Regions from separate parts of the Mus musculus genome. Here region 1 is linked to region 2. A link is a loop called in an ENCODE intact Hi-C map of the cell type or tissue named here. Cell type or tissue: heart. All regions are shown on one strand. Each heading gives the region's core, and the rest is flanking DNA. Links, peaks and the distances in the headings are about the cores only. Region 1 holds the start of Grik3 (glutamate receptor, ionotropic, kainate 3). Region 2 has its middle 40 kb from the start of 2610028E06Rik.

Region 1 (14,224 bases), core at 1-8,000, 470 kb after region 2:
TGAACACTCTGTCACACTGCTGAGCGATCCATCTCCTTGTCTAGGAGGGAATTTCAGCCCCCAAAAGAGGCACAAAGAGAAGGGGCGGGGAACACCCTCCCCAGGCCAGAGAGCCCATCTTGCACCTGCAGGTAAACCCTCTCTGGTCCTGTGCTCAGCGACGACGCCTGGCTGCTGGAGGAGGGATTCGGGCTCCAAGCTCCAGCCGCTCCAGCAGAAGCACCCAGCATGCTTCAGAGAAGCTCAGTTTCCAGGGCCTCGATCCCTGCAGCCCCAGCCAAGAGAGAGGCCTCAGATCCCAGAGATGGGGATAGAGAGACTGCATCCAGCCTAGCCAAGGCAGTAGTATCTTTGGGTTGCAGCATGTCTTCCCTCCCCTCCTCTCCCCTCCTCCTCCTCCTCCTCCTCCTCTTCCTCCTCCTCTTCCTCCTCCTCACTCTGCTTCCCTATTCCTGGTGCTCTACCTCCAGCTGAGGTTCAACTTCAAGCTCTAGAAGGACAGGCAGCTCCAAAGAAGCCCAGAGGCCTCAAATCCTTCCCATCCTCCACCCAAAGCTGGCCCTGCTCCAGTAGTCACGTTTGGCATCAGTACAGCACCCCAGTCCTCGGGCTGGGAGTCAAATAGGGCAGGGCTCTTGGATATAAATGGTCTGGGCCGACACGCTAATTAATCCTAGGGCTTAATATGAAGAAGATTAGAAGAGAGGGGGCTCTGCCGTCCCTAATTGCGCTATTACACTGTGACTCACGAAAGGGACGGGTTTGGAATGTGTTCTTTCTCCGGGCAATGAGCAGACCTCTATATACTGTCCCAGTGGCAAGAGCAGGTGAGGTCTAGTTACCCTGCCCATTTGCAGCCCATATCTCTGAGGCTGTGGTTAACCTGTTCCTGTCTCTCTAGGCTTCTAAAGATTTCCATTCCTGAAACTGGGCTGGAAACACACCCACCCCACCCTCTGGAGGGGAAAGACCAAGGAAGACAGGCCTGCAAAGCGTGGGGGTGGGGGAAACACAGCACCCTTCGAGGTCCCCTCTCTATCTCAAGGACACTCTACCATGAAGGTCCCCCAAAACCACAAGGACTGAGAGAGGAAATAATAAAAATGAAAAAAGCGGTGGCCCACTACTAAACGATTAGCTAGAATGGTGGCCAAGCCAGTTCTGGGGCAGTAATAGACAGGAAACATTCGTGGCAGCCCAGACACCTGGACTTCAAAGGGTTAAACTTGACTGTGAGGTCTGTCCCCAGATCCCCCCCCCTCCCTTCCCTAGGAGCCTCAGGGTGTTGTGCCTGCCCATCCTGGTCCGGAATCGGACTGTAGGCACTGGAAGACCTCAACATCTGCAGATCTGAGGATCGTTCTCTGTTCCCGTTCTGAAGCTGAGTTCAAGTGGACGTGGCTCCGGGTAGAGTGAACGAGAGGACTGCCTCCTAGGAGAAACCTCAAGTACCCATAAACCAAGCCTGGCCCGAGTTTCCTGCATCCTCGTCGCACTGCCGGCCACATAAAGTCCGCTCTTGCAGAAGCAAAGGCAGCCCCTTGAAGAGAGTCCTGGAGGAGGAGGAGGAAGGTTGCCTTGTCTCGGTAGAGCTCGGTAGGCTGCGCACCAGATGTTGGTGTCTCGCGAGCCCGAGCTGCCCAGGTCTCCGGCCTGGTGCGGGCCGCCCACGGTAACGATGGCTCCTGGGTAGCCCAGCTTAGCTCAGCCCCGAGAAGTGAGTGGGCTAAAGACTCGCGTGGGCTCCCGCCCAGCCCTGAGCGCTGCCACGCAGGGTGCCTCCGGCGGCCACAACAAAGTTAAAGCCCAGAGTAAGAAATCTGCAGCGGTGAGAGAAGCCGAGAAGCCAGAGCCCCAAAAAGCCGCGCGCAGACTGCCAGCCGCCGCCAGCTGCGGAGGGATTTCGGCTAACTTTAAAAGCCACTCGCAACCCTCGTCCCCGGCTGCGCAGGGTTGCCTCCTGCGCTTCCTTTTCCCAGTCTCGGTTACTCCTCATCGAAAGAGGCCTGGGCCTGGGGGACCTGCTCTAGCGACAAGCAGGGGACTGACCCTCTCCTGCCCCGAGCCTCGGCCAACTAGGGGCAAGGAAATCCGCCATCCTAATCCGGCGAATCCATCCCCTGTACCCCTTGCTCCAGCGAGGTGCCCGTGGGGGGGAGAGAAGTTGGCGCCTTCCCCAGGGCTCCCACTCTGCGCAGAAGCCAGTCCCAGAACTAGGTCTGCGGCCATCCTTGCCAGCAGTCGCGGCGAAATTCCCCCGAGGCGCTGGCTTAGGGCTAGAACCTTCGCCACACTCCACCGCGTCGCCTACCCCGGAGCGTATCCAGGTTCCCTAGCCACCGCGGCCCGGTTGCCTCTTCCCCGTAAGGCCCCGCGACCCGGGCTTTGGAACTTTGTCCTCCCCCTCTAAGAGCTCCCAGCAGACACCCGAACCCTGCAGCCTAGAGGGAGGTTGGGACAATCTTTCGGATCACGTTCAGAGCACCACTATCCCCCAATTCCCGTCCCCACCCGAGCGCGCAGAGACCCCCGGCTCTAGGGGAGCCCTTACCGATCCGGATGACGTGGGGCATCCCGCGCGAGTCTGGGATCCAGAAGGCGCACACTAGGAACCCGGCCCAGTATTCCCAAACCAGACTCCGGAGGCGCCGCCAGGGAGCGGTCATCGTTGGGCGCCACGGAGCGTGCCCGGGGCGCGGCCGTGGCGGGCTCCCTGGGGCGGCAGCTCTAGGCGCGGGCGCGCAGCAGCCCCCGAGGCGCCGCCTGGCCCAGCCGCCCGGCTCCGGAGCGCCTCTGCGAGTGGGGGGCGCCCCGCGGCGCTGCGCACATCTTACTGGGGGGCCGCCCCGCCGGCGCCCGCCCCGCCTCGGCTGCCGCCCACGGGCCGCCCGCGAGCGAAGGCTCCTGGGCTCCGCCCGGGCTCCGCTCGGACTCGGCTGCGGCGTCTCCGGCTCGCGTCGGCTCGGCTCCCGCGCGGGCTTCCCACCTGCCCCGGCTGCCGGGCGGGCTTGCACGCGTCTCCGGCCGCTCCTCCTCCAGCCGCCGCTGATGCTATCGCCCGGGCTCGCACAAAGCCCCGGAGTGGAGTTGCACGCGCGCACACACTCCCTCCCAGCCCCCTCCCCCGCGCCCTGCCTCCCGCCTCCCGCGCCGCCCGCCGCCCGCGCTCCCTCCGCGTACTCCCCCGCGCACACACGCTTCCCACTCACACTCGCCCGGGTGCACACTTGCGCGCTCACACCTGCGCAGGGGGCGGGGAAAGGGACCCTGGACAGGATTTGGGAGGGGGGACACCCGGAGGATGGAGACTATCCTCCGCAGCTGAGGCGTCCCCATCTGCCCTGCCGCCCCCAGGGCAAGGCACTGAGCCGGGGAGCCAAGCGTAAAGCGGCGGAGCTGGCACCAGGAGCTGGGAGACGGCGGCAACCCAGCGGCCCGACCAGCTGGAAGAGACGCGCCCGCCGAGAGCCGCGAGACCCGGAGCCTGCCGTCTGCGGAGCCTCGCCTTTCAGCTCCCACGCGGCCGACGCTGGCTGGACGGCGGCGGCAGGAGACTGACCTGGAGCTGTTTTTCACTCTTGATCTCTAGCCCTTGGGAAAGCAGGGCTGGCCCAGGGCTTGGAGGTTTAGGGAGTGGGGTTGGGAGTAGAAATCAGAGAACCGTAGGAGCTGAACTAGGGAATGCGGAGCTTCAGAAACTAACCGTGAGGGAGACACCAGGCCAGACCCTCTGCGTGGAAGGTAGGACTTGACCACGCACCATCAGTAGGAGGACTACTGAGAAAATTCGCAAAAGCCTTCGTTTTCGAGGGCCGCTGGAGTTGGAGCCCGCTGGGTTCTCAGTCCTCTTCCGCAACTATGCGGGAGGAACTGGAGCCCCCTCCCGGATTCCTCCTGAGAAACAATACAGAGAAACTGTATTGTTCATGGGACAGAGTAGGATACACAGGGGGGGAAGCCGAAAGGGTTAAAAAGAAATGTTGTTTATTACCAATAATAAATTTTTTTTCAAGTGGCGCTGGGTGCTGAGGGAAGAGAAGGGCTGTGAAGCGAGGCAGGAGCAGGAGGCTGCGAATTACGCAGCTAGGCGAGTTTAATGACCTTTTTGACAGAGACAAAGCGGTACCGATACAGTAGATAAATAAACGGATCTGTCACCGGGCAGCGGCTAGGCTGTGTGCGAATTTATTTTTCTCATTTAAATAATTTGATCTATTCAATCATTTCCAATCTCTCCCATTTGCCAGCTGCCTGGTAAGAGCATGGCCCCCTACATCTGAAGAGCAAATCTTTAATTTTCCTACAAATAGATAATGCGTTGCGCTCCAAACAGGCCTGTTAATTTTGCCGTCTTTTCTTTCCCGCCCTATGTGGCGCAGGGCTTCCAGGCATTGTGTGGAGTTGTGAATAAGGCAGTGTAGCCAATTAGCAATTAGGAAGGGACTTCTTCCCATCTGAACTTGCACCAGTGGCCTTGGGAGCAAAGGGTTCCTGGGCTCTGCCCAATAAAAGAGAGGCGTGTGTACGAGTTCCGGGACATCCTAGGTGATCAGCTGTTATGCAGAGGTCTCTGAATAGGCCATGCTTGGGCCTTCCCTGGAGCCAGAATGGCTAGTTCCCCAATCGGGCCTCTGAATTTGCCCAAAGAAGCAAAGACACACAGATCGGCAGCGTCAGGATCCGCAGTTGCCCCCTCTCCATGGGATCTTACAGGATAGGCCCACAAGGACCTAGCAAGGAGGCATGCAGAAGAGGGGAGCAGAGGATCCATGGGACATAGTTGAGAGCCTCTTCACCGGAGACACACCCTGGCAGCGCATTGCCTGACCCTCAGATTCCACAGCTTGTTCGATTGGTTCCCGGAAGGGAAAGGACCTGGCTGTGTTTTTGAAGGAAGATAATCCTATGCCCTGACAGTGACAGGGAAAGAGCTGAGAAGAGAGCAGCTACCAGTGCCTAAGGCTGACTAACTCTAAAGGTGGCATGTGAGTGGACTGGGTACAGAGGACATGTGGCTTAGCAGGAAATGGAAGAAGCAGAAAGGTAGAGGTGTGGCTAGAGGGAAGAACACTTCTGAGGCCAGCTGGAGGAAGGAGCCCTGAAGGGTGGGGGCAGTCTCCCTAAAAGCTAGCTGAGGTGGTATCACAGTCGTACATGGATGAAGAAGATCTAAACTCCCCCAAAGGTGAGAGTATGGCTCTGTCCTCAAAGTCCCCTCACCAGCACCCCCAGGAAGCAGGCACCCCAGCCAACTGCATCCCTAAGCAGTGTGTCTCCGTAACCAAGGATGGAGGCTGGTCTCTGGCTCCCTTTAAGTTGCAGTGGGCACAGCCTCCTGGCTGCAGTGATTGTATATGGCTCAGGCAGGGTTGAGAGCCCCTCTTGGAACGCTGGGGTAGATCTGGGTAGAAGTTGCTATCCCCAGTTCAGGACCTGACATTTGCTCTTGACCCAAGTTGTGTGTGATGCTAGGGCATTTCCACATGAACAGCAGCAGCATCCCTTTCCGCCATGGGGGACGGGTGGGATGCGCTACACACCACACACACACACACACACACACACACACACCAGCCTCAATGACAGCCAGGACTCTCCTGATTACCATACATTTTCTGCGTTCCAGGAAAGGTACTCACAACCTTGTCTGTCACTCCATCTGATCCTCCCCATGACACACTGTGACAGTCTTTTGTTATTTTTCCACTTTACAGATGACGAACCTAAGCTTAAAAAGTCCAAAGACATACACAGCTAGCTTCTTTCCTCCTTCCCTCTCTCCCTTCCTTTCCTCCCTCCCTCCCTTCCTTCCTTCCTTCCTTTCACTAATATTTATTAGGCGCTACTGTTTGCCAGGCTGGGTTCCCACATAGACCCAGCAGGCTGTTGAGTTGACAGTATTGCCCTGTGGTGTCCAACACCACCTGGGCTGAGCGGAAACAGCTCTATCAAGAGCCTCTTGGCCCCCTGCAGAAACCCCTGTAGCCTCTGGCTGCCTGAGGCGGGGCAGAAAGCAGAGAGGGATGGGGTGGGGTGTCCTTAACCAGAGTAAACTGGAGAGCTCAGCCCCCACCCCTCCCCCAAATCTGCAGTCCTCTCAGGCCACCCCAAAGCCAGCAGATAGCCGGATTGGCAAGATCTCAATCCCCCTCTCTGGAGATTGGGAGCCGCCAATCCTGGCTTTTGGAATTGTTGGTAAACAAGCCTACCCACCAGCCAGGCCTCAGCTCCCCGCTCCCCCATGAGGCAGCCAGCACTGGATTTATGAGGCCTCCAAACCTCATTCAGACTAATGCAGCTTTTCATTCCCAAATAAAAGGGGCCGCTGTCTGAAAGGACAAGTGCTCCCGAATTTCATTAACATCCCCTAAAACGGCTGAGCTGGCCCAAGCCGCTGCCAGCTAGATTCATGCCTCCCACTGGCTCACAGGTGGGGGTGTGGATAAGGCTTGGAAGAAGGGGGCAATACCTTCAGGGCCCCCAAGCCCCCAGTCCCTTCCTCCAATCCCTACGTCTGTGGTTAAGGAGGGGAGCCCCCATGGGTGGCCAAGCTAGCTCCTCTGGATGTGTCCCCCGTGTGCGTGTTTTGTTTAGACTGATCCACTCGGCTCTCAGTCCCTCCACAATCACTGTGAGTGATGAGGCCCTGGGCTCGAGTTACTGAGATTCATGACTCCGCTTCCCGGGGAAGCCACTGAGCAGAGCGCGCAGTTCCTGAGTGGAGATTCCTAGGACTTGAGTGCCCTCTGCTGAAGCCTGCTTATTGTCAACTCCTTTGCAGGCAGGTGCTGATGGTCTGGACACTGTAGCCCGGCCTGCGGGGGCCGGGGGGGGGGGGGTGCGCTCTGGACCCTTCCCTCTGTGACTCAGAAAATGGCCTACTGGGGTTGTAATTTGCAACCCACTCTTCTGATGCTGTGGTGAGAACAAGAGAGAAAGAAAAAGAGAGAGACTGCTCAACCTGGAGGTCTCCATCTCCAGACCCCACTCTATTTCCCTGGACCCTCTCAACGGCCAAACACACACTTACCACAAAAGTCAAGAGGTGACCTATAGCCTTAGAGACAGGCACATCAGTCTGGGGACTTTATCCCTTCCCCGTGTCCCAAGAATGAAGAGAACAGCATAGGTCAACAGCCACCCAAGCAATCGGCGAGCCAGGGAAAGGGACATCACCTTAGATTTTTGTCAGGAGCCAAGCAAGTTCATTCCCACTGAAGTCAATTCTTGTGTTTATTGTCAGCTTAACCTGAGGCTGCGAGTTATTTCTCCGCGGTGAGGGAAGACAGGTAGACAAGCCACCGGAGATAGGTTATTTTTACTGACGTCTGCTCTTCAGTGGTTGGGGACAGTAGCTGATGCACGGATACTCATACATGGAGATTCTTACTGTATGTGCACACAGTGGAACAGCTGCTAATGGGTAAGGTGGAGAGCCAACCCACTGCTGTGAGATGAGGCTCCTCCCCTGGCTTCCCATGACTCCAGTAATGGGGACCACAGTCACGCTAGCTGGCTGACTCCAACAATTACCCAGAGTCCCTAATTTACTTATGCGATCATTCATTCATTCACTCACTCATTAGATCACCCATTCATCTTTAGCCCCTTAGACAGCTACTCACTCATTGATTCATTTGTTCTTTTCAATCCCTTACCAAATTCTCCCCTCACCCATTCATACGGTCAATCTCTAATTAATTCATCCAGTCCCCCCATTGATCCACTTAGGCATCCACTTACAGGAGGCTTTTGTGTGTTTGTTTGTTCACTGGAGCCCTCACTTGCTTCTTTATTCATTCTCTCACTCTTGCGTTCACCAGTTCCTTCATTCATACATTCGCACAGTCATCTGCTCCTTTGTCATTCATCTGTCCACTCGCTCAGTCACTAGTCCTTTGTTCTGCCTCCTAGCCACGCACTCCTTCACCCTCACACACCTCCCCAGAAGACCCAGCAAAAACACCTGCCTGCTGCTTACCCCAGCCAATTGGGGCTGAGCCTCAGATGCCCTCCAATCACTTATGCCAACCCAGGACACTCCAGGAATGTGCTGAGCTCTCCACGACGCATCCTTTAGAGCTGCTGCTCCTCCTACCTCCCACTGTACCATGATATTCAGCAACCTTCAGGATTCGGCCCTCATCTCTGGCCCCAGGAATGGTCTAGCATCTGTCCTCCTCACAAAGATGAAGAAGGCCCTGAAAGACCCAGCATCTGTGCCTGATGATGGATGGGACACTCTGGAGGTCACGTAGTGCCACCACACAGAGCCAGGAGTCACACTAGCTTCCAGTTGCAGCCCTCTTCTCTTGTCCTTGAAATAACCCAAGTGTACAGGGATGAAGAAACGGGTCCAGAGGAGCTAAGGAACTTGCAGGGGAGAGTGGAAGCTGGCCATCCCCCATGCTGGTGGAGAGTGGAAGCTGGCCATCCCCACACTGGCGCCAGGAAGAAGGCAGAGAAGAATGTGTCCACATGTATGTGAATGAATGAGCAAATGAATGAAGTAGTGAATGAATGATGTGCCCTTCCCCCTAATAACTATAAGTAATGAAACAGAGTTTCCAACTCACATTTCTAGCCCTCAAGTCCAGTGCTGTTTCAGCTGCTTAACGATTCAGTCCCTCTCATATCTTAGACTCTCTTGGGGGGGGGGGGGGAAGCAAACCCAGAGGGGCCAGGGGGCAGATCTAAAGCATAAGTTGGCCAACAATAGATTTGGGTAGGGAAGTCTCCCGAGGAGGCTGCAGAACCAGTTCTCAGGCGCACCTGTCATCCGGCCCCCTCCATAGGCAGGGGGCTGCCACCACCCCTCCTTAGAGAGAAAGATACCCAGTGTGCTGGGGAAATCCAATCGCTGAGTGATAAGAAAATAAACAAGTGAACTTCTCCAAGTTTGCCAGACTTCCCTGCCCGAGGCCAGCTTAATTAAAGTTGATGTAGAATTTAAAAGTGGGAAAATAATTAGGGCAAGTGGTAGAAAAAGAGAGAGGAAGGAAAACATTGTTTTGTTTTGTTTTTGCTCCCTCTTAATTATGCCACAGCCTGTCTCTCCCGTGGATCCCATCCCAAGGCCGCCTTCCGCCAAGATTCCAGCAGGTGGGCCACTGTGTGAGTGGCACACGCACACCTGTGCCTCGCTGGCACACAGGTATTGCGCTTCTCTGCCCGAAAGACAGGCAAGGTGGCAAGCAGCCAGACTGTCAGCAGAGAGAAAGAAGCACGTGCCCTGGACACTTAGAAGGAAGAGTTGGGAGGAGGCTGGGGCAGCAGGGCTGGGGGAGATGATGCTGTCATCCCACTGCAGGACAGCAAGGAATGGGCACCAGGGTGCAGGCATAACCCCACCCCCAAGTCATGGATAGCACATCCCCAGTGATATACCCATCCCCTGTCCCACCTTGCTTCAGAGAAAGAAGATATTTCCAGCGATGGGCAAATGATGGAGAAAGCACTTGGGGTTTGTGCCCAGAACAGGGCTGAAGGCAGCCAAAATTTCAGCCACAGCAGATGATGGGAAATATGCCCACTCCACACACAAGAACCCCTGCATGCAGATGTGCCTTGGTTTTTGTTTGTTTGTTGCTAGGAGGCCAGAGAGCCCTGTAGAACCACCAAAGGTAGAGACAGTCTGGAGAGAGGAAAGCCTCACTCGGGGAACAAAAGGGTGGAAGAAAAGTCCTCAAGATTTCTTTCAAAGGAATGGATTTTTCTAGTTTCATGAGAGAAATGAGAGAATCTGTCCCCAGAGCTGTGCTTTGCCCTGCACAATTCATAGGTGCAGATGCATGCCCCTGCTACTGCAAAACACACACACACACACACACACACACACACACACCACACACAGACACACACACACAGACACACACACACAGACACACACACACACAGACAGACACACACACACACACACACACACACACACACACACGATACAAAGTTCTACCATCCAACTAGAATGAAAGGAACCACAAACTGTAAAACCAGATCGCCTGGCTGCAAATGAGCCCTGTCCCCTCCTAGGAGATTATGATCTGCCCTGCAGAGCTGTTGGGAGGATTAAGGGAGTTGATAGGTACAGTGTGCTTAGGGACCTTGTCTGGCACTCTATGAAGGCGAGTGGCATTTGGCAATCAACTGTCCTGCCTGCTTGCACGTGTCTGATTCCAGAGTTGGGCTCATGGCTCTTCTCTAACCCTTCGTAGCATGCACAATATTCTTATGTATGTTCTGACATGTATGTGAGTGCATACAACAGACATACAAACATACATAATACATACAAAGACCCCATATACACCACACGCAAAACATACATATACTACACATACCACATGCATACATATTTACAAACCACACTTAAATACATACAGCATACACACTATACACATATTATAACTATATACTCACAAACTACACATACATTTTACATATAAATATATACAGAATACACACACACACACACACACACACACAAGCACGCACAAATGCACTCTCACTCAGGCTTGCCTCCCAGCTGCTACTTTGGGGAGCTTTGTGGGGGGTTTTAAAAGGCAGAATCTCACTATGTAGCTTTGGTTAGCCAGGAGCCTCAGAATGGAGACCAGTCTGGCCTCAAACTCATAGAGGTTGTTCTGCCGCTTCCTCCTGAACACGAGAATTAAAGGTAAATGTAACCACACCGGCTTACCACCTTTCACCTTACCACCTTCCACCTTTTGGCATCCCTCAGGCTCCCTCCATATGGAGCCCTCAGTCCTACTTGCTTGGATACTGTTAGCCTTTTCCTGTGTCTTTTCCTGTGTCCCTGACCTCCCGAGGGAAGCTGCTGTACCTCTGTGGTGAAAGGACACTTCAGAAGAGCTATTCAGAAAGAGAAGAGGTCCCTGTCCCTTGGGTGGGGGCCCTGGAAGATGCCAAACTGGCCATTCCAAGGTCCGGCTGCTTGGTGTGAGGTACCCCAGTATTTCTAGGGGCAGAAGAAACGGAAGCAGCAAAGAGGAGCCTGGGGGGGGGGGCCGCAAGGCTGAGACCTTGATGGAGAGGTTGGGCTGCTGGAGCCAGGCTCAGCTCCGTTATCTCTGAGGCAGCAGGAGGATGAGGTGACAAAGAAGAGAGCTCTGCCAATCAGTTAATCCCAGGCTCCACCGTCCACCTGGGTTTGGTTGGGTTGGGTACCAGGCTCATTTCTCTGATTTGGCTTCCTTTCATTATGTAGACTCAGCCAGCCAAATCTCTTTCCTCTCGGATGTGCACACGCATCCCTTCTAAGCCACAGCACACACAGAACTTGGGGACAAGTGGGGACCAGATTAGAGGACAAAGAACAGGCATCTTCATCCTTCAGGCATCCAAGGAACTCTGACCCACGGGGCTGAGGGACAGGAGGTCAGCCATGAGTCAGGCGACTTGGCCCTGCCTCAGGAAGGAGAGGAACACCCAGGAGGCGTGGGATGGTTTCTGTATATTACCCTTCTGCTGGCTGTCCCTGAGAAAGCCTCCAGGCAACTGTCTCAGGGAGCCAAGAGGCCTTGGCTAAGGGGTTTGCTGATGCTTATTCTTGTGACCAGAGGCAGGCACCAAAAAACAGAGGTATGGAGGAGAAAGAATCCTGAAGCTCATGTTGGGAAGCTTGGGGTAATGCCCACATCTGCACACTCGCCATAGAGCAAAAATAGAAGCGGGTTTCCAGATCCTCCAAGGGAGAGCACTTTAATAGCAATCACAGTAGAATCTACTTCCCAGACCTGCCCAGCTGCTTCCCCCCTCCCGCCCATTCATTATCGTATCCCAAACATCCCTGGAAATCCACTCTTCAGGCAGGCTGAGGGGATACAGGAAGGCTGTAGAGTCACAAGTGGGTTTTCAAGAGATCAGCGTGAGCAAGCCAAGATGCACAGGCAAAGACAGAGGGATGCAGCCAAAGTTTCTGGGGTCAGAGGAGAGGATAAAGAGATTATGTGCCAGGGACAAATGAGAGCTCTGACAAGCCAGGGCCTCATATGCAAAGCAGGAGCCCCTGAAGCACAGGCCAGGTGGGAGGAAGACAGAGGGGGGTTTCCGCTGGCGTCTTGGGGGAAGAGCAGATGAAACAAAGTCAAAGGCTTGGATGTCAAAGGTAAGGCCTCTTTCCCCCATAAGCAGATCTCAGTGCCCAGCAAGGGAAACATGGGTGTGGGTGAAGAAGGAAGGGGAGATGCTCCTGCTGAGAGTGGCTGCTGCAGATAGCAGGAGCCGGAAGCCAGGCTCAGCATCTTCTCTTAGGAAGACACCTGGGGTCCCATGAAGCTTCAGTAGCACCATCCATGCCCCTACCAGACAATACACTGGTAGGACCCCTAGTGTGTGTTCTGTGGCCACCTACTCTGTGCACAGCTCTGGATCCCTGTCCTTCGGGAACTCTCAGGACACCTGATGAGCAAGGCCTGGCAATAGAGCTTCCATACATCAGACCAAGCACTCCCAAGCTGATGCTATGGGAGCTGAAAAGGCCCCTAGCAAACACCAATGGAATCCTTGATCAAGATCAGCGCAGGAAAGGCCTGTTGAAGGAGCTTTTCTAAAATGGAAAGAGAGATGAGTGATCCGCTCCTACTCCTCCAGGTACTACTGGATAAATACGTCAGGTGAGCACTGAGCAAACTTTACTCTTGTGTCCCTGACTACAGGCACACTGCATTCGTGAGCCCTGAAGTCAGAGTCAGGAACAGAGACTCTGACAGAAGTGTGTGTGTGTGTGTGTTCATTTAGTTGTCGTTTACCTAATACAAACACCCTCTGTTCGATGAGTCCTACTCAGTGATTTCTGGTAATTGTACAGCGTTGAGCAGCTAACCCTACAATTCAGGGTTCGAGCACTTTCGTCACTTCTTTCAATATACCTTAGAACCCACCCACCCCTGTCCTTAATCTGGAGATTTTGACTCAGCATTTTCGGAGGGGGATACTTGGGTCTTTGGAGATTGGTAGTCTCTGGGCTGCTTGTTGAGAAATACGGGGTGGGGGGGCATTTTGCTCCTAACCATCAAATGGCTCCCAGAGAAGATTCTCAGGGTGGGAAGCAAGAAAAACAAGTAATGAGCAGATTAGTGTAATCCTAGGACCCGGGAGTCTGAGGCAGGAGGATCTTGAGTTCAGAGCCAGCTTGAGCTACATAGAGAAACACCTCCCACTCCCTCAAAAGATAAATGGTATTTATAGTCACCGAGTGCTTGCTTCATGTTAAGCACAGTTCAAGGCATTTGGCATAAATTAGTTCTTAAATCCTCGAAATTCTGCTCTGAGTGGTCCCTATGGAGATTCTCACTTGATGGATGATGGAGACCTCGTTAAGGAGTGGTCAGCCAGGTTCTTAACCCAGGAAGCCAGCTCTTACTGCCTAACCTCTAGATGCACCAGTGTCCGCAGGCTGCATCTTCCACGGGCGCTGTGTCCACTGCTCCCCCCCCCCTCCACTTCTACCCTTTCATGCCTTTGGGCCTTTGCACACGCTTTTTCCTCCTACCTAGATTTTCCCATACCCTTTCCCTCCACTGGGACTTGCCATTGATGTTTCAAAATCCAGCTTCAATGTCAACGTTTTTGTGATCCTTTCTTTAAGTTCCCCAGACAAAGTCAGTCCCCGCCTTTCCCTTGTGCTTTGCTGGCATCTCAATTAAGGAGTGGATTTCCTTATACCACAATGAACAACTTGCTGCTACACTGTCTGGCTCCCCACTTTGACCATGATCTCCAGATCAAGGGCAGTGACCGCACAGTGTCCACAGCCCCCACAGTGGCTGGACTATAGGGTAGGATTGGTGAAGAACCACGGTCCAGCCAGGAGCAGGGGCACTATGCTGCAGGCTACACAGCCATCTCATCTGAGCTCCACTATAGGAATTTTCAGTTGTATCAGTTCTGACCCTCCAGGCCCTCTCCACCCCAGGGCTTGAGCTGCCATTTTTCAAATGTCAGAGGATCACATTTCCAGCCATAGCAGACCCAACACCAATTTATCTCTTCATCTCCTGAGTGTGATCACATGATCTGGCCCACAGTGAACACTTGGTAAAAAAAAAAAAAAAAAAAAAAAAAAAAAAAAAAAATCGGTGCAAATGTGTGAATGAGGCCTCTTCCCTAAAAGGAGTCTGTCAGGCTCCCATCTTCTTTCTGCTTAAAGACGTTGGGATCTTTCCTAACTTCACTTATGCGGGAGGTTAATTCAAGTGCTTTCTAG
Region 2 (15,344 bases), core at 3,649-11,648:
CCTTGCTTATTTCTTAGCTTGGAGGAACTGAGCTAAGCCCCAGCTGGTAGAGAGGCTCAACAGCTGGGCTGGAGCTCTCAGCGCAATCAAAGCATCAGTGAGGTGTTAGCAGACAGCAGAGAGGTTTTAGGCGGAAGCCCTTACCCGAGCAGAGGCTGGAGAGATGACTGTTTTGCCCTGGATCTCAAGTGTCCAGTTCTGCCTGGCTCAGAGAATTCCTAGGTTCCTCTTGGCTCAGTTCATAGATGAGGTGGGGCCCCTGTGGACCGTGCTCACTGTGGCCAGGTGTTAGGTGAAGCATCTTCCTGTCATTCAATCCCAGGGCGATTCTCTGAATTAAACACTATCGCACAGAGTAAGAAACTGAGGCTGGCAGGGGTGGGGGGGTAAAGTGAGGCTGAGGATACGGCTCAGTTGGTAGAGTGCCTATAAGCACAGAGTCTGAAGCCCTGGGTTTGATCTCTAGCACCATGGAAACTTGGGATGATGGTGCAGAACTGTAATCTAAGCACATGGGAGGCAGAGACAGGAGAACAGAAGTTCAAAGCCATCCTTAGCTATAATGTGAGACCCTGTTTTTTTTTTAAAACGTCTTAGGTGAAGTGACTTACTTAGCATCTTACATCTTGTGAAGGAGGAAGCCTAGGTTCAGAGTAGTGTCCTCAGATAGACTTCTAACCACTCCACTAACATCCCTTGGGGGCATCCCTATCCCCAGTTTATCCCCATGGGACTCCTAGAGGTCCCTGGGACCTGGAAGACTGACTTCTGGTTTCGTGCTCAGACTTGTAGTCATTGAGTCTGCAGCTGCCAGGGCCTGGTGGCCCTGCCATGGAACACTGTCCCATTAGAACAAAAGCAAGTGAGAACTAGAGACCTCTAGGATCACAAGGTGACCCACAAGGCTATCCAGGATGGCAGTGACCTAGGAGGATCTGGTGAGGTAGAAGTCCCTGAGAGTAGGAACAGGGGTGCATAAAGGACAGCCCAGCCTTTGGGTTGGCACCCTAGGTTATGGCCTCTGGATCCAACTTTGCTGGCTGTGTGTACCAAAATTCCTTCCTCCAGTTTAATTAATTTGCGAATGTGGATCACAGAACTCAGGGAAACGTGATTCGTGGCTATTGAGTTGTTCAGGTATGTTACACAGTCAGATAGGTCGGGACAGGTATGACTGTGGGGAAGGAGCATGGGACTTTCATACCCTCCCTAGGAGTGTCCCCCTCCAGACATTGCCCTGAGTTCAGCAATCCAGAACACCCAAGACCCTGCCCTTCAGGTTTTAATGGAATCTCCCTTACCCTGGTGTGACTGTGGAAATCGCTGGACATTCTGTACTGAATTCTTACTTTCAGTCCCTCTATTTTTTTCTGGGGAGACAAGGATGAAGGCCATATCTTGTTTTTTTTTCCTGTGGGGGAGAGAGGCCAGCCTTTCCTCCTTCCTGAAGTTATGTAGGGTCATCAGCTGCCAGCCGTCTCAGCATATGTTATGGCCCAAATGCTGGGATCCCCACCCCCACTCCAGTTCATCTGTTGAGATCTACAGCTTAAGACATGGTATTAAAAGGCGGGGCATCCAGGGCAGTGATAAGCATGAGGGCTCTGCCCTCACCCCTGAGGTTAGTACCCGTATACAGGAAGCAGACAGCGCTGCCTGGTCCCTTCTGTTCCTCCAGTCACATGAAGATGCATAGCCACGAGCCACCATCCCTGGAGCCCTTCCAGACATCCAATCTGCCTGCCTCCAGAATTTCACAAAATATAATTCTTTCATGTATAAATTACCCAGTCTAAGGTATTTTGTTATAGCCATCCCAATGAACTAAGACAGTACACAAAAAGACTTGTTATTCCAGAGGTTCAAAATGCTTTAGGAACCGTGGGCCAGAAAATGGGATCCGAGGCCTAATCTAATATAGATTTCACAATCGCACACTTTGCTTATGTGTTTGCTAAAAGTCCCCAGGGAAGCCATCTGATTCTGGAGTTATCTTTTGAGAAGGTTGTTGTTACCTCAGATTCAGCTGGCTAAATAGATACTCTTCTTGAGTGTCTGTGGACTCTTGGCAGGGGATTGGCTCAGTGGGTAAAGGTGCTTCCTGCTTCCTCTACTGACCTGGGTTTGAGTCCCTGGAATCCACATGTAAAGTTGGATGTAGTACTCTATAACCCCAGTGCTCTTTTTGAAAGTTATTTTTTAATTATGTCTGTGTGTATGTGTGTTTGTGTATGGGTCTGTGCTCGTGAGTGCTGGGCCCTGTGCGATCCAGAAGGCAGCAGATTCCCTGGAACCAGAGTTCTAGGCAGTCATGAGCTGCCTGATGTGGATACTGGGAACTGAACTTGAGTTCCTCCTTAAGAGCAGAATGTAAGATGGGAGGCGAGAGCAGGAAAAATGGCCTGGAAGCTGGTGGGCCGGCTAGCCGGCCGGGAGTGTGAAGGGCAGAATAGAGAGATTCTGCCATCCAAGGTGGAAGGAGAGAACTGACTCCTCAGAGTTGTCCTCTGACCTCAAGCATGCGCATGCGTGGTGGTTTGAATGAGACTGGCCACCATAGGCTCATAGATTTGAATGCTTAGCTAGTCAAAGGTTGGGAAAGATTAAGAGGTGTGGTCTTGTTGGAGTATTGGAGGGGGTGTGGTCTTAGAGGAGGTATTATTACAGAGAATGGGCTTTGAAGTTTCAAAAGCCCAGGCCAGCCCAGTCTGTCTGTCTGTCCATCTGTCTGTTCATCCATCTGTCCATTCAGCGCAACCATGTTCCCCACCATGATGATGACGGACTAACTTTCTGAAACTGTGAAACCAGCCTCCAATTAAATGCGGTTTCTTTCTTTTTTTAAGACTTATTTGCCAGGCGGTGGTGGCACACGCCTTTAATCCCAGCACTCGGGAGGTAGAGGCCGGCGGATTTCTGAGTTCGAGGCCAGCCTGGTCTACAGAGTGAGTTCCAGGACAGCCAGGGCTACACAGAGAAACCCTGTCTCGAAAAACCAAAAAACCAAAAAAAAAAAAAAAAAAAAAAAAAAAAAAAAGACTTATTTTTCTGAGCCTGGCATGGTAGTGCACACCTTTAATCCCAGCACTCCGGAGGCAGAAGCAGTTGGATTTCTGTGAGTTTGAGGTCAGCCTGGTCTACAGAGCAAGTTCCAGGACAGCCAGGAGCTACAAGAAAAAAAAAAAAAAAAAACCACAAGGGGGCTGGAGAGATGGCTCAGTGGTTAAGAGTACCTGCTGCTACTTCCAGAGGACCTGGGTTCAATTCCTAGCACCCATATGGCAGCTCACAACGGTCTGTAACTCATTTTTAAGGAATTGATTCCTTCTTCTGACTGCCTTAGACACCAGGCAAGCATGTGGTATACATATATACATGCAGGCAAAACACTCATATGCATAAAATCAAACAAAACAAAAGGTTTGTTTTTCAAGTTAAGTATATGCGTGGGTGTTGCTGTGTGTGTATGTGGCCATGTGTGGTGGTGCCTCTGAAGGCCAGGAGAGGGTCTCAGGTGCTTTCATTCAAGGTTCTGACCTTGCACACACATAAGTGTGGCGGTTTGAAGGAGACGGAAGGGTTAGGAGGTGTGGCCTTGTTAGAGTATTGGATGGGCGTGGTCTCGGAGTCTGGGAACCAAATTTAAGAAACAACCGATAGGATGAACATAAATATTAACTGAGAGGAGGTTTATTAGACTGACTTAAGGTTGTCCAACGACGAGTGTCTCAATGATGGAAAGACGGAGAATCCAGTATTAGCTCTGTCCAGGAGGCTGGGTATCCCAGCAGTCCTTCTCATGCTGGAGACTGGGAGGAATCCTGGAGAGCTTCTGGTCTTCAGTGTGCACTGAAATCCTGAAGAAATTGGATTTCCCGCCAGCCACAGCAACAAGATACACAAACTTGGCAGTGAGAGTGGGGGCAGCAGACAGGAAGCGACGCATCCTTCTCCCATGTCCTTTCGCGAAGGCCGCCACCAGGAGATGTGACGCAGATTTAGGGTGGGTCTTCTTTCTGCAAATAATCTGATTAAGAAAATCTCATTCTAGAGTGCCCCGCAGTTTGGGTTTAGTTGATTCCAGGTGTAGCAGACGACGAAGCTTAGCTATCATAGGTCCCGTGGAGCTGGAATTGCCGTCAGTTGTGAGCTATGATGTGAGTGGCTGAGACCCAAACTCAGGTCCTCTGCAGGATCAAGAGGTGTCTTGTGGCTAAGGCATTGATCCAGCCTCGTTTCCTAGTTTTCATTCTCCTCAAAATACTTTGTGGTTTCTCCTTTCAGTTACTGACTTACAGGTTATTAAAGGTATTCTCTGTCTCTCTCTGTCTCTGCCTCTCTCTCTCCCTCTGTCTCTCTGTGTGTCTGTCTCTCTCTGTGAGTAGGCACACACATGTCATACAGCATATACCCATGTCAGAGGACAACCTTGTCTGTTGATCCTTGCCTTCTACTTTGGAACATGACCTCTCTTGTTGCCTGCTGCCTATGTCAGGCTGGCTGGCCTTGGAGCTTGCACGGATTCTCCCGTCTCTGCCCTTATCTCCTCATAGGGTGTGCAGAATTGTACCTGCATGCACCACTGTGTCTGGTTTTTAACCTGGGTTCTGGGGAACTCAGGTCATCAGCCTTGCATTGCAAGTGCTTTGCCTACCAGGCCATCTTTCCTCCTTACAGGGTCTGGCACTGAACCTAAAGCTCACTGACTTGACTAGATTGGCTGGCCACTAAAGCCGAGGAATCCCCCTGTTTCCATTCACCAACAGCTGAGATTATAGTTGGGAACTACCCAGCTTGGCTTTTGATGTAGGTGCCAGGGATTTGAACTCAGGTCCTCATGTTCATGCAGCAAGCACTTTGCAGACAAAACCATCTTCCTAGCCCATGATCCTTTAAAATTTCCCATGCATACTTGAAAAGAATATGCATTCTGATGTTGAATGGTGTGTTCTGAAAACATCAATTAGAGCATGCTGTTTATAGTGTTGCTTAAATCTTCTGACTCTTTAGTGATTTTTCTGCCTGCCTGTTTTATCAGTTATTGAGCGATGGATATTGAGATTGCCAGCTATAATTGTGGATCTGTCTGGTTTTTTTGTTGTTGTTGTTGCTATTCTATTTTTTGCATCATGTATTTTGAAACTCGTGATGAGATGCATAAGCAGTTTGAATTGCTGTGTTTTCCTGATTAATTGGCCCATGGTCATTATGATCAGCAATATTGGTATGATCTGAAATATATTTTGTCTGTTGTCAATGTAGTTACTCAGGCTTCTCTTTTCATTAAAAAGTTGTTTTTTGAGACAGGGTCTCATGTCTCTCAGGCTGACCTTGAACTTTAGAGTCTCCCGCTTCCACGACCCAAGCTCATACCTGGCTCAGTTTTTGCTTACTTAGTGGTAGGAAGATATGCCTTTTTACATTCTTCTATTCTTAAGTTTTTTTTTTTTGAGCCCAGGATCTTACTCTGCAGCCCTGGCTGGCCTGTGCTCTCTATGTAGACCAGGTTGGTTTTGAACTCACTTACCTCTGTCTCCGAAGTGCTGGGATTAAAGGTGTGAGCTGCCACATCCTTCACATTCCTCTATTCTTAACCTACTTTATCTTTATATTTAATATACTTATTTTTTGAGACAGGTTCTGTTTAGTCTCAGCTGTCCTGGAACTAGCTATGTAGACCAGTCTGGCCTCAAACCAACAGAGAACCTCCCCCTCTGTCTCTTGAGTGCTAGGATTAAGAGTAAGCACCACCATGCATAGCTTAGTATTTCTTTTGAAACAACAGGTAGTTGAGACTTGCTTTAAAAAAAAAGATTTATTTACTTTTATTTTGAATATTTGGGTGTGCCAGCCGGAGTTTATTATATGCATCTGTGCATGAAGGGGCCTTCTGAGATCCAATTAGAGTGTCCAGTACCCTGGAACTGGAGTTATACCTGGTCATGGGCAGCCATGTGGGTACTGAGAACCAATTCTTGGTCCTCTGCAAGAGCAGAAAGTACTCATAACTGGTAAACCTCATCTCAAGTCTTGTGTTTCTATTTTTATTTTAAAAACCCACCTGACTGTCTCTGCCTTTTTAACTGTGGGTGTTGGGTCATTTACATTTAATATAATTATTGATTACCTGGTTATTTATGTAATAATTGTCTCATCTGTTTGTTGTTCTTTTAGGTTGTACTTCTAAGACTTGTTAGGTGAGGCCAGAGATGGGCATTTAGGACCTTTTATTTCTTGCTGTTCAGGCAGGACTCCAGGCGATCTGCCCATAGCGTGTGAATTAGGCTTTCTAGTTGCAGTAAGCAGGGGTGATTCTGGGATGGAAATGATGGCTCACACTGTCCCCTTTCTTTTGGGTGGTTATGTCCTGGCCTTGGCCATTTTACTGAACACACATGCTGCCCGGTTCTCTGGAGGATGCCTGATAGGGAACTCTGTACACTTACAGTTAGAGCAGGAGGCACAAAAGGACCAAGGACAAGATATCTTCAAAGACCTGCTTCCTATGACCTACTTCAGCTTGGTCCAGTTTCCAAGTATACAGAATCCTCCGGAATAATAGTACCTCCATCTGGGGACCAAATGGTCTAAATATGAGCCCATGGAGGGACTGAAGCCATTAACCACTGTCTAGGCTCTGCCGTTAGTAGAGGGGGACTTCCTCGAGGGCAGAGACTTGGTTAGGGTTGGGTTGCTTGTTTCTAGAACAATGTTGGTATACAGTAGGTGCTTAATGAAACAGAGCAAACATATGAATAGATATTTTTGGGCATTAGGTAAATCCACTTCTTGTGTGACCCTGAACCAGACATGTGACCCCTCAGGTGGCATCCTTAGTGGGTACTGTCCATTCTGCCCATTTATAATGCTGGAGAGGGCCAGGTCTGGATACAAGGATGATTGATAGCTCTAGGCTTTGGATTGGCACTGTCACCACCAGAGGGCGCCCGATGCCCACACTATGGATCGGGGCTTTCCGAAGCTGTCGGATGCAGGTGGTACAGGTTTCAATTCCTGTTGCTCCTTTTCCATGGTTCCCCACTTAGAGACAGCCCTGGGGGGATTTCCCACCGTTGTTTTCCCACATAAAGGAAAGTGCGGGTCCATTAGGGTGAGGACTGTTCTAAATGTTCCATGACTTCTTCTGTGTGCTAGACTCCAAACCTTACCTTGGACAAGATAAGGACATTCCTAGTGTTCTAGAGCTGGGTCCTCTTAGACCCAGGAAAACCCTTCACCCAAGGTCACATCTCAGCTGTGGGTGTGTTTGGTCCCAATGAACCTCCTGTTCTGAGTGTGCCCATGGCCTCGGAACCGGTCTCTTTCCAGTTATGCTCTTTTACCCAACTGCAGCCCCAGAGCCTTTGCTTTGCTGTTCCCTCCAACAACACTGTCCCTGCCGTTCTTCATACAGTTGGCAATTCAGGCGGCAGGTCAGGTGCTCCCTCCCAGAGAAGTCTTAAGTGTCGATACCCGACTCCATCCAACCACCCGCTTGTTTTGCGTCCTCTAGAAATGGTTCTCAATCTAGGGGTCACGACCCCTGGGGCTCTAAAGACCCTTTCACAGATATTTATAATCGTGACCTTCTAAAGACCCTTTCACATTTATTCAGATTTCACATTTATTCACAACAGCAGAAGAATTGCCGTTATGAAGTAGCAATGAAAACAATTTTGTTGGGGGTTACCATAATACCAGGAGCTATTGAAAGGTTGCAGCGTTAGGGAGGTTGAGAACCACTGTTCTAGAGCATTTTTAACCCCTCTGAAGTCAGCCGTGTTCCTGGTTTCTGATGGCTAATGCTGTCAGTTATTAGAAGGAAGGCCCATGGCCAGCGTGTTTCCAGAAAGGCTCTGTATTGCACTTGGCAGTGGGAGAAGCCATGTGGGCACTTCTGAGCGAGGGAGTGATAGGGCGGTGGGCTGCTTGTCACCCCCATCCTCAGACACCTAAGTGGAACTTTAGTTCCTCCTGCTTAAACTCTGGGTTTTTGTTGTTGTTGTTGCTGCTGTTTTGTTTTGTTTGCCAGTGAGGGGGACAGGGTGGTGGCTAAGAGTCACAGGGGGAAGAGAGATTTTTCTCTGGGTACGCTTTTGTGTGAATTATGAATTACACGCCTATATTGACTATTGGAAACGATGAGTGAGAGGCTGGGGAGATGCCTCAGTGGGCAAATTGTATACAGCCACGAGGACCAGAGTTTGAGCCCCAGACACCGAGTAAAAAGCCAGGTGCTTTGGCAAGCTTTTTAAATCTCAGCACCAGGGAGGTGGAGACATGGGGATCCCTGGGGTTCACTGGCCAGCGGCTTAGCTTAACTGACCAGCCTCACATCAACCAATGAGAGGGTGCCATCTCAACACACACACACACACACACACACACACACACACACCACACACACACACACACACACACACACACACACACACACCAGAACAAATACACTTCCCCCTCCAAACTACAACATCAAAACCCCCTGCAGGGCGGCTGCTACCTCAGCTGATCAGAGGTGAACCATTACCTCATACAGTCACAGGCACATGTAACCCTATGTTACTGCACCAACACGGACATACCCCCACCTACACTCTGACCCCCAATGAACAAACAACAAATCTAAGAAATCAAGCCAGTCTGCCCAGGCAGACCCTGCAGACTGTGGTCAGGCCTAGGAACTGACAGAACTTGTTGAGGGGCAGGTTTGGGGTTGCCTGCTGGACCACACCATCTTTGGGCAGCCTCTGTCTGTGCAGCCAGGTGAGGCAGAGGCCACAGTCCTCTTACAGTGTGAGGGATAGGGGCACTTGTTTTAATTCTCGCCTGTGCAGCTTGGTCACCGGGACTGTGGCATAGCACTCTAAACTCAATTAGAAATTTAACAAACCTTATAAATCCTCCCTCGCCCGTGCCTTGTAAATCTCCAGAGTGGGGCTGGCTTAGCACTTATCCATCTCCAGCTAATGACCTCCCCAGCCCAGCCTGGGAGTGATTCCGGCTGGCGACAGGTCTAATTAGAGAGCAGGATCTGCAGCTCCCTGGCACTGTTAGGAGGGAGGAAGAGCTGTTCCTATTCTGGGAGGTGGGGCCACACCAGAGAGGTGAGTTCCATCCCTCGTCTAGCCCGGGCCCCAAGACCCTTTGGTCCATCAGAGGAGAGCTGAGAATGGTATGACAAGAACCTGATTCTTTAATTGGTGTTAGCCCTGTTGAAACTCGCATGCACGCCACTGTTTAGGGATGCCTGCTGAGTGACCAAGAGTCACCAGGACCCTAAATGGCCTTCTAGGTGGCAGCATGCTTGTAGGATGGTCTGAGGCCATGTTGTGGTGTGTGTGGTGGAGATTGGCTGTGGGTGCTGATCTCCCAGTCCATGCTAGAGCATGTGACCAAAAAGGGATTTGGCAGCCCCTTCAATAAGGAAGGGGCCAAGCTCAGGCTTAATGAACAGAGTGGATTTTCCAGCCATGGGAGGATACCAAGCCCCCTCTTTGTGGATCTACAGGGCAGGACTTTGGATTGTCATGGAGCCTCTATGGTGAACCTCAGCAGACACTGGACTCCATTGTCACCTTGACCTTGGACTTCTCTCTTTCTAGAGCCACAAGAAGTAGATGTGTCTTGCTAGAGGCCATCTTGCTTATCTGGGGTGTGGTTCTGGAGCCCCTCTTTTACCCATGGCCCTATGTCTCCATGCAAGAAGTGCCTTGGCTCTGGGCCTGAGGTGACAGATGCCAGGTTTTAATTCCTCAAGGCTCCTCTGACTCCTCCAGCCCTGACCTCAGAGCAGGCACCGGGAGGAAGTCCCGGTAATTGGCTTCATCCAACCCTCATCTTCAGTGGTGTGAAAGGGAAAGTTATAAATATTTTTTATCTATAACTCAGGACGAATAAAAATTTAATTACACTGAAAAATTTAAATTTCATAAGAAATAAATATTAATCTTGGAGAGTGACTTTTGTGGGAAGTTAACTTTCAAATGTCTTCAGTCTAGAGGGACCTGAGGGCTGAGAGGGAGCAGGTGGCTGGCTGGTCGTTCTGGATCTGGGGGGGGGGGCGGCGGGGGGGGGGCAGTGTTGCTACTCCTGGGAGCTCAGGTCTCCGGGCAGGAGCAGCTGACCCCTTGGCAGCCTAATAGTATAGGTAGGATTGCATCGCACAGCCTGCTGGCTTGCCCTCCCCACTTCCTGTTCAGCCTTAGGGTACCCCTCCCTCTCTCCCTCCCTCCTCCTCCCCCCAGCAGTAATAAATCACTTAGCAGGCCCAGACATTTTACTAGGTTCTGAGGAATGTCACGGGAGGGAATATCAAGCTTCATCCTTGTCCCCGATCTGTGTAGGTCACACGAAGGAGGCAGGCAGGAATCTAACGGGGACAATGACATCCTCCACTGGCCCCTCTTCTCTACTCAGCTTTTGCTATTACTTTATTATTTCAGAATTTAAGTATAACGGACACTTAGAGAGGCGCATGAGAGAGACCCATTCGGCTCGGTGGCTGACGACAGTCTGTGGGAATACACTGTTGGTGTTAGGGAACACAATAGCCCCTTGTGCTGGGCATTTGGGGTAGGGAAGGCCTTGCCATGGGGCTCCTCACAGGCTGATGGATGGTTTTGGAAGCCTCACAAGGGAGATAATGGCTTGCGGGTAGGATGGACCAATAATACTAATATCTCAAAGCATACAGAACATTTTTCATGCCCTGGCTCAGTTCTAGGTGCCTGACGGGTATCAGCTCTGAGGAAACCCCTAGAGTAGGTGCTGGCCCCTGCCCCATTTTATTGATGATTCACATAGACATCAATATATAACAAATTCAATGTCACCCAGGTCACGAGAGGCAGCGCAGGCTTACACATGGGGCCCCTGACTTAGAGCCTCCAAGTTCCTCAGAGATGGGAATACCCAGGCCTTGGTCCTAAGAGGCCCAGAGCCTCTGGTAGTTTAGTTCCTCTGCTGGGAAGCCTTGGGCAAAGGTTGAAGTCTTTCTGAGTATCAGTTTCTTCTTTTGAGGAATGTTGATGAAAACCTTCATGCGAGGGTTTGCAGGGTGGAACCGGGTGGCGGACGCAGATGTCTCTACCCTCCTGACTGAGCCTCTTTGGCCATGCTCTGCTGGATGCGGGGACATGAAGCACCCACATCTCACCTGCTCTCACTTTGAACATCATTCTGTTAGGCCCCTGGGCCTTGGCAAGAGCAGAGGAGGATGGGGTAGCCAAAAACTTCCCTGGGGAGCAGTGAGGGAGAGTGAGTGGGGACCAGCAGACCTCTGGAGGAGGGTGCTGTGTGGGTGTCCCATAGAGGACTGTAGCATCTTCTGCTGTGCCAAGATGAGGCTGGCCTGCATTGAGAGCTGTATCACAGTCATGTTTCCACTGCAAAGAGACAAGAGCATAAGCCATGGGACTCTGCCCAAATGGAGGAGGCGGTGGGTGGGAGACTATAGACTTGTCTTGCAAATATAAATCCTGGTCCTTGAGCCTGAGACCAAGGTGAGACCAGTACCAGCTCAGGGCAGTGGACCGAGGCCCATAGGTCTTGCAAGCCTTCAGGTGCCAGTGATATGTGGCTGGGACAATCTGTCTTTATATGCCAAAGAAGGTCCAGAGGGCTCTCCATGGACATGGAGTAGGAGATCTGCAGTTCCCTAGGGACTAAACAAACCAGGTTCCTCTTGGAACTGGCAAGTACCTGTGGCCTTATGTGGCTTACTCAGGCCTCTGCAAGTGGCAGAGGGGAAGCCATCTTTCGTATGTGTCTGTGTGTCTGTGTGTGCTGTGTGGTGTCTTTAATGCGTTCATCCATGCGTGACTGCGTGCATAGGCCAGAGGTTGACCACAGGTGTCTTCCTCAAAAGTTTTCCAGTTTATTTTTAAAGATAGGGTCACAAGTTGGCTAGGTTAGCTAGCTAGGGAGCCCAGGAATCCACCTGTCTCCATCCACCCTGATCTGGGACTACAGATTTACATGGCCACAGCTGGTTTTTATTACATGGGTTCTGGGGACCCAAACTCAGGACCCTTCACGCTTACTGACTGGGCTACCTCCCCAGCCCTGGCAAATTCTTCTTTTACAACCCAAACTCAGGCAAATTTGATTTTCCTCCAGCTACACCCACAGCTCCCATTTCCAAGCAAGGACGACACATGTACACACATGCACACTCATGCACACACATGTACACACAAGCCCTGAGATGCATGCTTCTCAGGGCTTGTGTGCCCATACACATTCCTCCATTGTTGCCTACGCCATGGGGGAACTGTGTGTCCCTGGAACTCACCCTCCTGGCTTCCTTCTGCTGATGGAATGCTGTAATATTTTTCTATTAAATGTTGCATTTGTTGTGCAGTTTAGTAGCTTCCCTCATTAAAAACGATATTATCCCCATAAATAAGCCGATGCCCAGGAAGAGTCCCGACTGCATTTCTCTTCCTAATTGAGACACTTAGCTTTGATTTGCACGTCGGCACGTAGTGAGCGGATTAATTTTCAATTAATGCTCCTGGGCGGGCGGCTGCAGGCAGTGTGGGCGTGCAGCCCAGTGGCCTGGGAACAGCCGCCTTAGCAGGGGGCTAGGGTACGCAGGGGCCAGTGAGTGCGAGGGGCCCCTGAAGAAATTCTGGAGTTTTGTGGTTTTGTTCTTGGAGGCAGAGGAGTCCCTGGGGGCTCATCTGTGGCCACTCCAGCATCAGAAGAGCCCCTCCTTTGGTGATGGAAGGCCCTGGTCCTGCTTAGCCCATGACTGTTGCAACTCCTTTGGAGACATGGCAGATTTGAATTGAACATCACGGTGGCTTCTGTGCCTCATCACCCCTGATGCCTGCTTGGAAGGACATGATGCCCCATGTGTAGGTGGCTGTCCCTTTTCTCTTTGGCCTGTAAGCTCCTGGGACCTTGAGGGAGCAAGAGAGCTGAAGAACAGGCATGACCATTCTTACATTTAGTTATTTTACAAGCGCACACGTGCGTGTGTGTGTGTGTGTGTTTGTTTGTGTTTGTGTGTGTGTGAGAGAGATAGGGTCTTATGTAGTATGGGCTATCCTTGAACTTGCTTATATAGCTGAGCATAGCATTGAATTCCTGATCCTTCTGCTTCAACCCCCAGAGTGCTGAGAATATAGGCAAGCGCTACTCCATCTGCTTCCCACATTTATTAATTTTTTTATTTTTATTTTTTTTTTGTCTTAGGGTTTCCATTGCTGTGAAGTAACACCATGACCAAGGCAACTCTTACAAAGGACAACATTTAATTGGGGCTGGCTTACAGGTTCAGAGGTTCAGTCTGCTATCATCATGGCAGGAAGCATGGCCACATCCAGGCAGGCATGGCGCTGGAAAAGGAGCTGAGAGTTCAATATCTTGTTCCAAAGTCAAACAGGAGAAGACTGTCTCATGGGCAGCTAGGAAGAGGATCTCAAAACTCACCCCCACAATGACACACTTCCTCCAACCATTCCGACAAGGCCAGATCTCCTAATAGTCCCTGGGCCAACCATATTCAAACCACCACCGTTTTGTTTTGTGGACAGGTTGGCCCAGAACTCAGATCAACAACCCTATCTTGTCCTCTTGAGAGCTGGGGTTACAGGTGGGTGTCACCACATCTGACCAAGCCCACCATCACATCTGGCCAAGCCTTCCTACAGTTATCTTTGATGGCACCAGTGAGGTCATCCCTTACTCCTGAGTCTCAGGCAAGTCCTCCCAGCTCCTGCTGAGGACAGGCTCCTCCCCCCACTCCCCGCCCCATCATCTTGACTCTCTAGCTAAATAGTAAGGTTAACTATTTCTCTTACACAGAAAATCTGCTTGGAGCTTTTCCACTAAAGCAGGAGAAATTTCCTGAACCAGCCAGCACCTGTCCTGTCTCCTGGACACAACAGTGCCTATTCTCCAAGTGTCAGCCATGAGCACATTGCTGTGTGCTCTCCCCTCTCTGCCCCATCCCCACCCCCGTAGGCCTCTGACTTCTCAATAAATGCTTGGGAGATGGTATAGCACCAGGGGAGGGGGGCAGACTCAAGCCAGAGACCCTGGCTTCATGTACTGATTTTTCCACTTAGCCAGTGCTTTGGTCACATTATTCCATCTCCATTAAGCCTTGGTTTCTGCTGTCAAACAAGGATGACAGCAGGAGAACCTGTCTCATTGCGTGTTGTGGCAGCTAAATGAGCTAAAACATTAGCTCCTGACATTCTAGGGATGGCCTTTGGACTGGATAGCACCAGGATCTCAGCCCACACCGGCTGGGTCCAACTCTGTATTTCAACAAAGCACCCATGTGTGTGTCTGATACATCATTCAATTGGAGAAGTTCTGATTTAGGCTGGAGCGCCTACCTCTGCCTCTCCCCACCTCCTGTCCCTCTTTGGGGTCTTAGAGAAAATGGGTCCATTTCTTGGAAGTGATGGAAGGTTGAATCAGAAGGAACTTCTTGGGGTTAGAGGAACCAACCACACACACACACACACACAGACACACACACACACACACACACATACACACATACACACACACGTACACACACATATACACACACACATACACACACATATACACACACACATACACACACATACACATACACACATACACACATTCATACACAAACACACATACACACATACACATACACACACACACATACACACACATACACACACATACACACATACACACCCACACACATTCATTAAAGGTGTACTTTTTGGGCTATTTTATTGGATTCTTACATTTACCATCCTTCAACCCTTACTCCACCCTGATCTCTTCCAACCCCAATACTAGCTAGGAAAGAAAGAAGGTTAGAGGGGAAAGGAGGCATAGACCTCTTTAGACTATTTCCTGCTGATTAGGGGCATTGAGTTCCCTGGGGCAAGTCCAATCCTCCTAGTCAGGATATCTGGCAATCCATCCACAGCAAATGCGACAGCAAGAGGAACAGCAGTGGCCACAGGCACTCTCTTGGCTTTTGGATTTATACCATCTCGAGAGTCCCAGAGTTCCAAACGTGACCTCTCTGTTGCTGGCAAAAATCACATCCCTCAGTGGCTGTGGATAAACTGAAGCAGCCCCCAAACCCACACCTGGGATTAAAATAAAAACATGTTCATATAACTGGGCTTTTAAAGAAACCAAAATTCGCTGGGCGGTGGTGGCGCACACCTTTAATCCCAGCACTCGGGAGACAGAGGCAGGCAGATTTCTGAGTTCGAGGCCAGCCTGGACTACAGAGTGAGTTCCAGGACAGCCAGGGCTATACAGAGAAACCCTGTCTTGAAAAACCAAAAAAAACCCAAAAACCAAAAAACAAAAAAACCCAAAATTCTCAT

What was found. A loop is a pair of places that touch in the nucleus more often than their neighbours do. Peaks named below come from ENCODE experiments on the same cell type or tissue, not always from the same donor. Only the 100,000 strongest peaks of a DNase experiment are listed, where the experiment ranks them.
Region 1: a loop joins it to region 2, with 8 times the contacts of the local background. A loop is called at or near these places in 6 of 42 quality-filtered maps.

What each region holds. Positions count from the first base shown.
Region 1 is chr4:125,479,273-125,493,496 of GRCm38, reverse strand. Grik3 (glutamate receptor, ionotropic, kainate 3) reads right to left here and starts at 2,801. Exons shown (of 16, transcript NM_001081097.3): 1 at 2,552-2,801. The coding sequence starts at 2,666. In heart, for the core only: a CTCF peak has its summit at 6,734 (motif pointing left); no DNase peak of the experiment used is centred there; H3K4me3 peaks cover 2,573 bases; H3K27ac peaks cover 313 bases; H3K27me3 peaks cover 8,000 bases.
Region 2 is chr4:125,954,539-125,969,882 of GRCm38, reverse strand. No RefSeq gene overlaps it. Among named protein-coding and RNA genes, the nearest start is that of 2610028E06Rik, 40 kb to the right of the region's middle. In heart, for the core only: a CTCF peak has its summit at 6,930 (motif pointing right); a DNase peak (open chromatin) is centred at 6,932; H3K27me3 peaks cover 2,345 bases.